Linked DNA regions of Mus musculus: regions 1 and 3 are each linked to region 2. The links are chromatin loops, found by intact Hi-C in ENCODE. Cell type or tissue: left cerebral cortex. All regions are shown on one strand.

The links. Hi-C counts contacts between places; a loop is a spot of excess contacts. Peaks named below come from ENCODE experiments on the same cell type or tissue, not always from the same donor. Only the 100,000 strongest peaks of a DNase experiment are listed, where the experiment ranks them.
Region 1: it touches region 2 in a loop (22-fold over the local background); 11 of 42 quality-filtered maps call a loop at or near these places.
Region 3: a loop joins it to region 2, with 7 times the contacts of the local background. A loop is called at or near these places in 15 of 42 quality-filtered maps.

The regions. Positions count from the first base shown.
Region 1 is chr1:93,993,400-93,995,899 of GRCm38, reverse strand. It overlaps Gal3st2c (galactose-3-O-sulfotransferase 2C), which reads right to left. Exons shown (of 8, transcript NM_001039219.3): 3 at 640-783. Among named protein-coding and RNA genes, the nearest start is that of Gal3st2c, 4.1 kb to the right of the region's middle. In left cerebral cortex, no CTCF peak of the experiment used is centred here; no DNase peak of the experiment used is centred here.
Region 2 is chr1:93,856,179-93,858,678 of GRCm38, reverse strand. No RefSeq gene overlaps it. Among named protein-coding and RNA genes, the nearest start is that of Gal3st2, 3.9 kb to the left of the region's middle. In left cerebral cortex, no CTCF peak of the experiment used is centred here; a DNase peak (open chromatin) is centred at 1,105.
Region 3 is chr1:93,919,817-93,922,316 of GRCm38, reverse strand. All of the region lies in intron 1 of Gal3st2b (galactose-3-O-sulfotransferase 2B), which reads right to left. Among named protein-coding and RNA genes, the nearest start is that of Gal3st2b, 2.6 kb to the right of the region's middle. In left cerebral cortex, no CTCF peak of the experiment used is centred here; no DNase peak of the experiment used is centred here.

The DNA of each region.
Region 1 (2,500 bases), 140 kb before region 2:
CCACAGATTTCCTAATTTTTGTGCCTAATAGCAATTTGAGGGCAGGCCAATAGTTCTGTAGATGTGTAACTAAATGTCGGAAATACTTTCTTCAAAGCTTTATTTATACTAAGAAGGAAAAAAAAAAATTTTACAAACTTGGGATAAAAAAAGAGACCTTTGAAAAATGACAGTGATGTAAGAAATAAATACAAGAATGTATTTTTGTAGACTTTTACTGTATGAAAATTTTATTTCTAAGGAAATAAAATAAAGAGCTTTTAATCTGAATACTCTGGAGGCAGAGACAGGCAGAGCTGCGTGAGTTCAAGGCCAAGGGATACCCTGTCTGGTATAAAACGAAACGGGGGTCGGTAAGGCAGGTCAGCCAGGTCATACATAGTAAGAACCATCTCAAAGTTCCTTCCTTACTGACTGAATTAATTTAGCACTCTGAGAACTGCTGAACATAGTTAACACTGGAGAGGGCAGGTCCCACACAGATTGACAAGATGGCAGCTGACCCACACAGCCATAGCAATCCATGGTATGGCTCCCTAATCCTGTCCCTCGTGGCCAGCTCTGGTTCTTAGCTTAGGAGAAAGCCTTGATCACCGCCCTCCTTGTGTGGCTAAGACAACAGAACACTAAAATCCTTGCCTCTTTGCTTTGGCCAGTGGTATGAAGGTGGCTGTAAGCCAGGGTCGGCTGCTTGTTGGAGGACAGTACCCTGGAGTCTCTCACCACCCAGATGGCAAGGTCGACACAGGCTCCAGAGATGCTGTCTTAGTTACTGTTCCATTGCTGTGAAGAGACACCTTATGTGATAAGGGCGACTTATGAAAGAAATCATTTAAGCAGGGCGCTGCTGGTGCACAATTTTAATCTCAGCACTCCAGAGGCAGAGGCAGGTGGGTCTCTGTGAGATTGAGGCCAGCCTGGTCTACAAATCAAGTTCAAAGACAGCCAGGACTGTTACACAGAGAAACCTTATCTCAAAAACAAACAACAACAACAGAGAGACAGACAGACAGACAGTCAGACAAACAGAATATTTAATGAGGGACTTGCTTACAGTTCAGAGGGTTAGTCCATGGTCATCATGGTGGGAAACATGGCCACAAGTAGACAAGCAGACAGGCGCTGTGCTTGAGCAGCAGCTGTAAGCTTACATCTGATCCACAAGATGGAGGCAGAGACAGGGACGGACATACAGACAGACAGAGACAGAAACAGAAAGAGCCTGGCTTTTTGAACCTCAAAATCTACCCCAGTGACACACCTCCTCTAATAAGGCTATACCTCCTAATCTTTACCAGTTCTACCAACTGAGGTCCAAGCATTCAAATACAGGAGTCTGTGGGGAGCCATTCTCATTCAGACTTCCACATATGCCTGGGTAGATTCAGAGCCATCAGAGACTCTGAGTGAGGTAGCTGTTAGCCCCATCCACTGAGGGTCTTGCCCTCAGCATAGCAATTCCTGTTCAGCTCACCAGTGTGTCCAACTACTAAGAGATGGAGCCCACAACCAAACCCCTCCCCCAAATTGTGTTATCTCAAGAAGCAGTTGCTCAGAGCTTGTTGGCTGAGAAACTTCAGTATAGGTGTGGTGGTTTGAATAGGAATGGCCCCCGTACGATCATATATTTGAATGCTTGATCACTAGGGAACAGAGCTACTTGATAGCCATTAGGGCATGTGGCCTTGGTAGCTAAAGAATGTCACTGGGGATAGGCTTTGAGGTTTCAAATGCTCATGCCAATCTAGGGGTACTCTCTCTTCCTGCTGCCTGCTGATGCGGATGTAGAACTCTCAGCTCCCTCTCCAGCACCATGTCAGCCTGCATGCCGCCCACCATGTCTGCCTGCATGCCGCCATGCTTCTCTCTTATGAGGATAACAGACTAAGCTTCTGAATCTGTAAGCCAGACCTTGTTAATATTTTCCTTTATCAGAGTTGCAGTGGGGCTGGCAGGTTGGCTCAGCAAGTAAGAGCACTGACTGCTCTTCTGAAGGTCCAAATCCCAGCAACCACATGGTGGCTCCCAACCACCCATGATGAGATCTGACGCCCTCTTCTGGTGTGTCTGAAGACAGCAACAGTGTACTTATATATAAAATAATAAATAAATCTTAAAAAAACCAAAAGAGTTGCTGTGTTCATGGCATCATTTCATAGTAATAGAACACGGACTAAGAAAAAATAGATAAATAGAGATATCACCACTAATCAGGGCAACAAGTGACCTGGCCACGATGGATCCCAAGTCCATATAGAAAATCACCTTGGTGGTGGAGACACACTTACAGCAGGTAGAAGACGAGTTTTGTCACAGAGCACACCAGTCAGGTATCGGGGTCCCTGGAATGAGGGTCCTTAAAGCTAGGTGAGGTGGGTAAGAATTTGGCTGGGACAAACAGAAACAAACACAGAAGCAGTTTGAATCTGAGTGTATTCTGCAGCTCTCAAGCAGGGGATTTTATACATTAAAAAAAAAAAAAAAAAAAAAAAAAATTACG
Region 2 (2,500 bases):
GAGTTGGCCAAGATGGATCCTAAGTCCATATAGAAAATTACCTTGGTGGTGGAGACACACTTACAGCAGGTACAAGACGAGTTTTGTCACAGAGCACCCCAGTCGGGTATGGGGGTCCCTGGAATAAGGGTCCTCAAAGTTAGGTGAGGTGGGTAAGGGTTTGGCTGTGACAGAAACAAACACAGAGACAGTTCGAATCTGAGTTTATTCTGTAGCTCTCAAGCAGGGGATTTTATACATTAAAAACAAACAAACAAACATTACAACTCTTAAAAACTGTATCCAGCAAAACAATCACAAATACCAACAAAAATCATTTGGCAGAGTAAAGCACAAAAATCATCCAAATATTACAACTCTGAAACTATGTATTCAGTGAATCACAAGCAGAACAGGTAATATCATTATTAGTATAAATCATCAAATTATAACAATTCGAAAAGGATGTATTCAGTAGGGCAGACATCCAAGGCTAGTGGCATATTTCCAAGAGCAGGTTAATAAATCTCTATGGTCATTGCTCTTAACCGCCGTGCTAACTCTCCAACCCCATATGTTTAATTATTATTTAACATCTAATGCCTGATTTTTTATAAATCTTCAATGCATAAATTTTAACCATTTTAAAACTTTCTAATTAAGGCTTTCTTTACCATATACCAGAACCAACTGCTGATGACACATGTGTAGCTATATGAAATTTCATTGTTGGGAAAGTTTTTATTTATCACAACAGTTTTGAAAATGATTTAAAAAGTAAAACATTGATTTCCCCTGGGATAGGGTCATGTTTGTGACCCTATGTCAAGGGATAGTTTCTTACCCATTATTCTCGCTTAAGATCTTGGACCAGGCTACCAGGAACATGTAAATAAGAAAAGGAATAAGAGAAACAAAACAGATGGATAGCCATGAGAACTACAGCTCAATAATTTTTCTCCGGCGAAGAGTTCCACAGCCGGTTCCAGGAGGCCTCCCCCTTTTGAGGTCGATCGCCTCAGTCTGGGGAACTTGTCACACAGATCCTATTGAAGTTGGTGTGGCAGATTTCCAACCATTTTTCAACTAGAATGGCTACCAAATGAGTAATCACATTGACACTGTGGATTACAAACAACACTAACTTCAGACTCACACTGGGGTGGAACTTGAAGTCATAAAGAAGACAGCTGCCACACAGAAGGGATGAGAGCTGCCAATAACTTACACTGAAATCCAGAATGCCATTTCCCCAAGCCGGGAGAAAGCCAAACTGCTTCATTCATCTAATTACTATGTGGACACAGGATTTATTTGGGTTTTTGTTGTTGTTGTTTGTTTTTCGTTTGTTTGGTGTATTAGTCAGGGTTCTCTAGAGTCACAGAACTTATGAATAGTCTCTAGATAGTAAAGGAATTTATTGATGACTTACAGTTGGCAGCCCAATTCCCAACAATGATTCAGTCGCAGCTGTGAATGGAAGTCCAAGGATCTAGCAGTTACTCAGTCTCACGCAGCAAGCAGGCGAAGGAGCAAGAGCAAGAGCTAGACTCCCTTCTTCCAATGTCCTTATATTGTCTCCAGCAGAAGGTGTAGCCCAGATTAAAGGTGTGTTCCTTAAACTCGGAGATTCAATCTTCTGGAATCCATAGCCACTATGGCTCAAGATCTTCAAACCAAGATCCAGATAAGGATCTCCAAGCCTCCAGATAAGGGTCACTGGTGAGCCTTCCAATTCCGGATTGCAGTTCATTCCAAATATTGTCAAGTTGACAACCAGGAATAGCCACTACATTTGGTTTTTTGTTATTTTTTTTCCCAACAGTGCGCTTCTCTGACAGCCCTGACTATCCACCTGCCACTCCCTCCCAAGCGCTGGGATTGAAGGCGTGAGCCTCCCCTGCCCGTCAACAGTGATTCTGGAACAGGGACTTGAAAGTACTTAGGTTTTATAAAGCATGTGCTCTCACCACAGCTGATATCGTTAGGTTTACAAAGTGTTCCCCTTCCCCTCCCAGTTTTTCACGTGAGTTTTAGAGTCCTCACATCCTGGTAAACTGTCTCCTAATTATTAAACATTAAAAGTTCTGTGGTTCCTGACTTAAAAGAGAAGAAGGTAGTGGGAAGGCCTCACCTCAGTCCTTTCAACAACTTTCTTCACTGGGGTCAGGTGCTGGGCATGATTCCCTAAGGCCATCTCAGAACTTAGAGGAAGTGCAAGGGGTCTGCCAAGTAGCTCTCCAGGCTAACAGCAGGTGATCTGATGGATAAGAAGTACCAGGCTGTTCTCCACCCTGTGGCTCACCTCCCCCACATTCCACTCAGAACATGAGAAGGGTTGCTTCTCTTCATGAGAGACTCTCACAGATCCTCCTGCCCAGGCTCCACATGTTCAGAGACACACAGGGTCAGAGTGGATCTTCTGTGCCCCCCCCCCCAAAAAAAAACATCTGATGATACTTTAGCTGCTCCACAATGGCAGTGGCCCAGAAGGCAGCAGATTGCCCAGGACACATATAGT
Region 3 (2,500 bases), 64 kb before region 2:
GGAGCTGAGATAGAAGGAAGGACCATCCAGAGACTGCCCCACCCTGGGGATCCATTCCATATACAACCACGAAACCCAGACACTATTATTGCATATGCCAGAAAGATTTTGCAGACATGACCCTGATATAGCTATCTCTTGTGAGGCTATGCCAGTGCCTGGCAAATGCAGAAGTGGATGCTCACAGTCATCTATTGCATGGAAAACAGGGCCCCTAATGAAGGAGCCAGAGAAAGTACCCAAGGAGCTAAAGGGGTCTACAACCCTATAGGAGGAACAACAATATGAACTAACCAGTACCCCCCAGAGCTGTGTCTCTAGTTGCATATGTAGCAGAGGATGGCCCAGTTGGCCATCAATGGGAGGAGAGTCCCCTGGTCTTGTGAAGAATCATATACCCCAATACAGGGGAATGCCAGGGCCAAGAAGCAGGAGTGGGTGGGTTTGGAATCAGGGTGGGTGGAGGAGGGTATAGGGGACTTTCAGGATAGCATTTGAAATGTAAATGAAGAAAATATATAATAAGAAAGAAAGATCAGCGGGGCATGGTGACCCATGACTTTAATCCCAGCACTCAGGAGGCAGAGGCAGGCGGATTTCTGAATTCGAGGCCAGCCTGGTCTACAAAGTAAGTTCCAGGACAGCCAGGGCTATACAGAGAAACCCTGTCTCGAAACCACCCCCCCCCCAAAAAAAAGAGAGAAAGAGACAGACAGACAGACAGACAGACAGACAGACAGACAGACAGACAGAAAGGATGGAAGGAAGGAAGGAAAAAAGAAAGTGGCCCCCCTCAGCCAGAACACAGCTAGCAGGAAAAGTGTGCTACCAAGGCTGATCAAACACTAGTTTGCTTTTCTAGTTGGTGCTGCCTGACCAGCCAGCATCGAGGCCAGGCAGATGTGACCAGAGAACAAAGGATCAATTCTTGATTTCTGGGTTTCAGAACCCAGGCCAGGGGTTGAGGACCAGGAGACTACCTGTTAAGCAGAAGGCAAGGGCAGCCAGGGGCCAGGCTGGAGTGACCTGCAGTAGGGAGGGCTCCAGTCCAGGGGATCCCTCTTATGCACCCCTTTTAGCTCAGGGTTCAATGAGAACCAACAGGAGGACCTATCTGGATGCTAATGGGTTTTCCTTTTTCCAGAGTTGGAGGCAAATATTCCCATCCAAGTTAAATGCACGGTACACATCCCATGAGTCACCTGGAATGTATCCTAAAGACTCACACTGCACTCACTCCCACTGTCCCAAAGACCCACGGGCCACATAACCAAAAATGTAGCTCTCACAACTACACTGCCTGAACACTAAGGCAGGGCCCAACAGCCACCCATTCTATAGATAAATAGGAGTCCAACTTCCCAGGGCAACTGTCCCAAGGCACACCTGTCTAAATAACAGCTGGATGATGACCAACACGGAAAGACTACTGCAGTCCTGTAGATAAGAACATCATGGGCTTAATCCCAGCACCCGGGAGGCAGAGGCAGGCGGATTTCTGAGTTCGAGGCCAGCCTGGTCTACAGAGTGAGTGCCAGGACAGCCAGGGCTACACAGAGAAACCCTGTCTCGAAAAACCAAAAAAAAAAAAAAAAAAAAAAAAGAACATCATGGGCTGGACTATATGCACCCAGGCAGGCCATCACCCAGCACAGGCCACAGTCAAGCCTCTTCTGAACACTGTCCAAGACTCAGAGCCCCTTCTTCTCTACTACCCTGACAAGCACTGTTCTAGAAACCCTGCAGCTAATCTCAAACTAGTCAGGAAGATGCCTCCCATCAAGAGAAATTGAGACAGGTTTTACTGGGCATTACCCCCTACCCATAAAGACATAGCCCCAGCCTGACAAGTTCCACTCCAGCTGCAGAAACAATATGCCCAGGTACTGGGAACAACCTACCCTGCTTCCCACCAAACCACAAAAGAGGGGCTGGTGAGATGGCTCAGCGGGTAAGAGCACTGACTGCTCTTCTGAAGGTCCTGAGTTCAAATACCAGCAACCACATAGTGGCTCACAACCTCTGTAATGAGATCTGATGACCTCTTCTTGTGTGTCTAAGGATAGCCACAGTGTGCTTACATCTAAAAATACATCTAAAAATAAATCAATCTGATTGGGGCCGGAGCAAGCATAAGTTCTGAGTTCAATTCCCAGCAACCACATGATGGCTCACAACCATCTGTATAGCTAGAGTGTACTCATATACATAAAAAAAATAAATCTTAAAAAAATCCCACAAAGAAGAGCTGTAACTTCTGGTAGGTGTACGTGTGTGTGTGTGTGTGTGTATGCACTTATGTACTCTTGCACGTCTGTGTGTGTTCTATAGACAGGAAGTGATTCATGAATAATAATGGCCATGACTATCCCATTACCCAGCTGTGAGTCTATGCAGGACATGTCCCAGTCTGTCCTCAGACCTGGGACAGGAAATGTCAAGCACTTTTCAGGGGCAGACCCGGCCCTAACCAGTGATAAGGGCCATGCTGAGGAAAAAA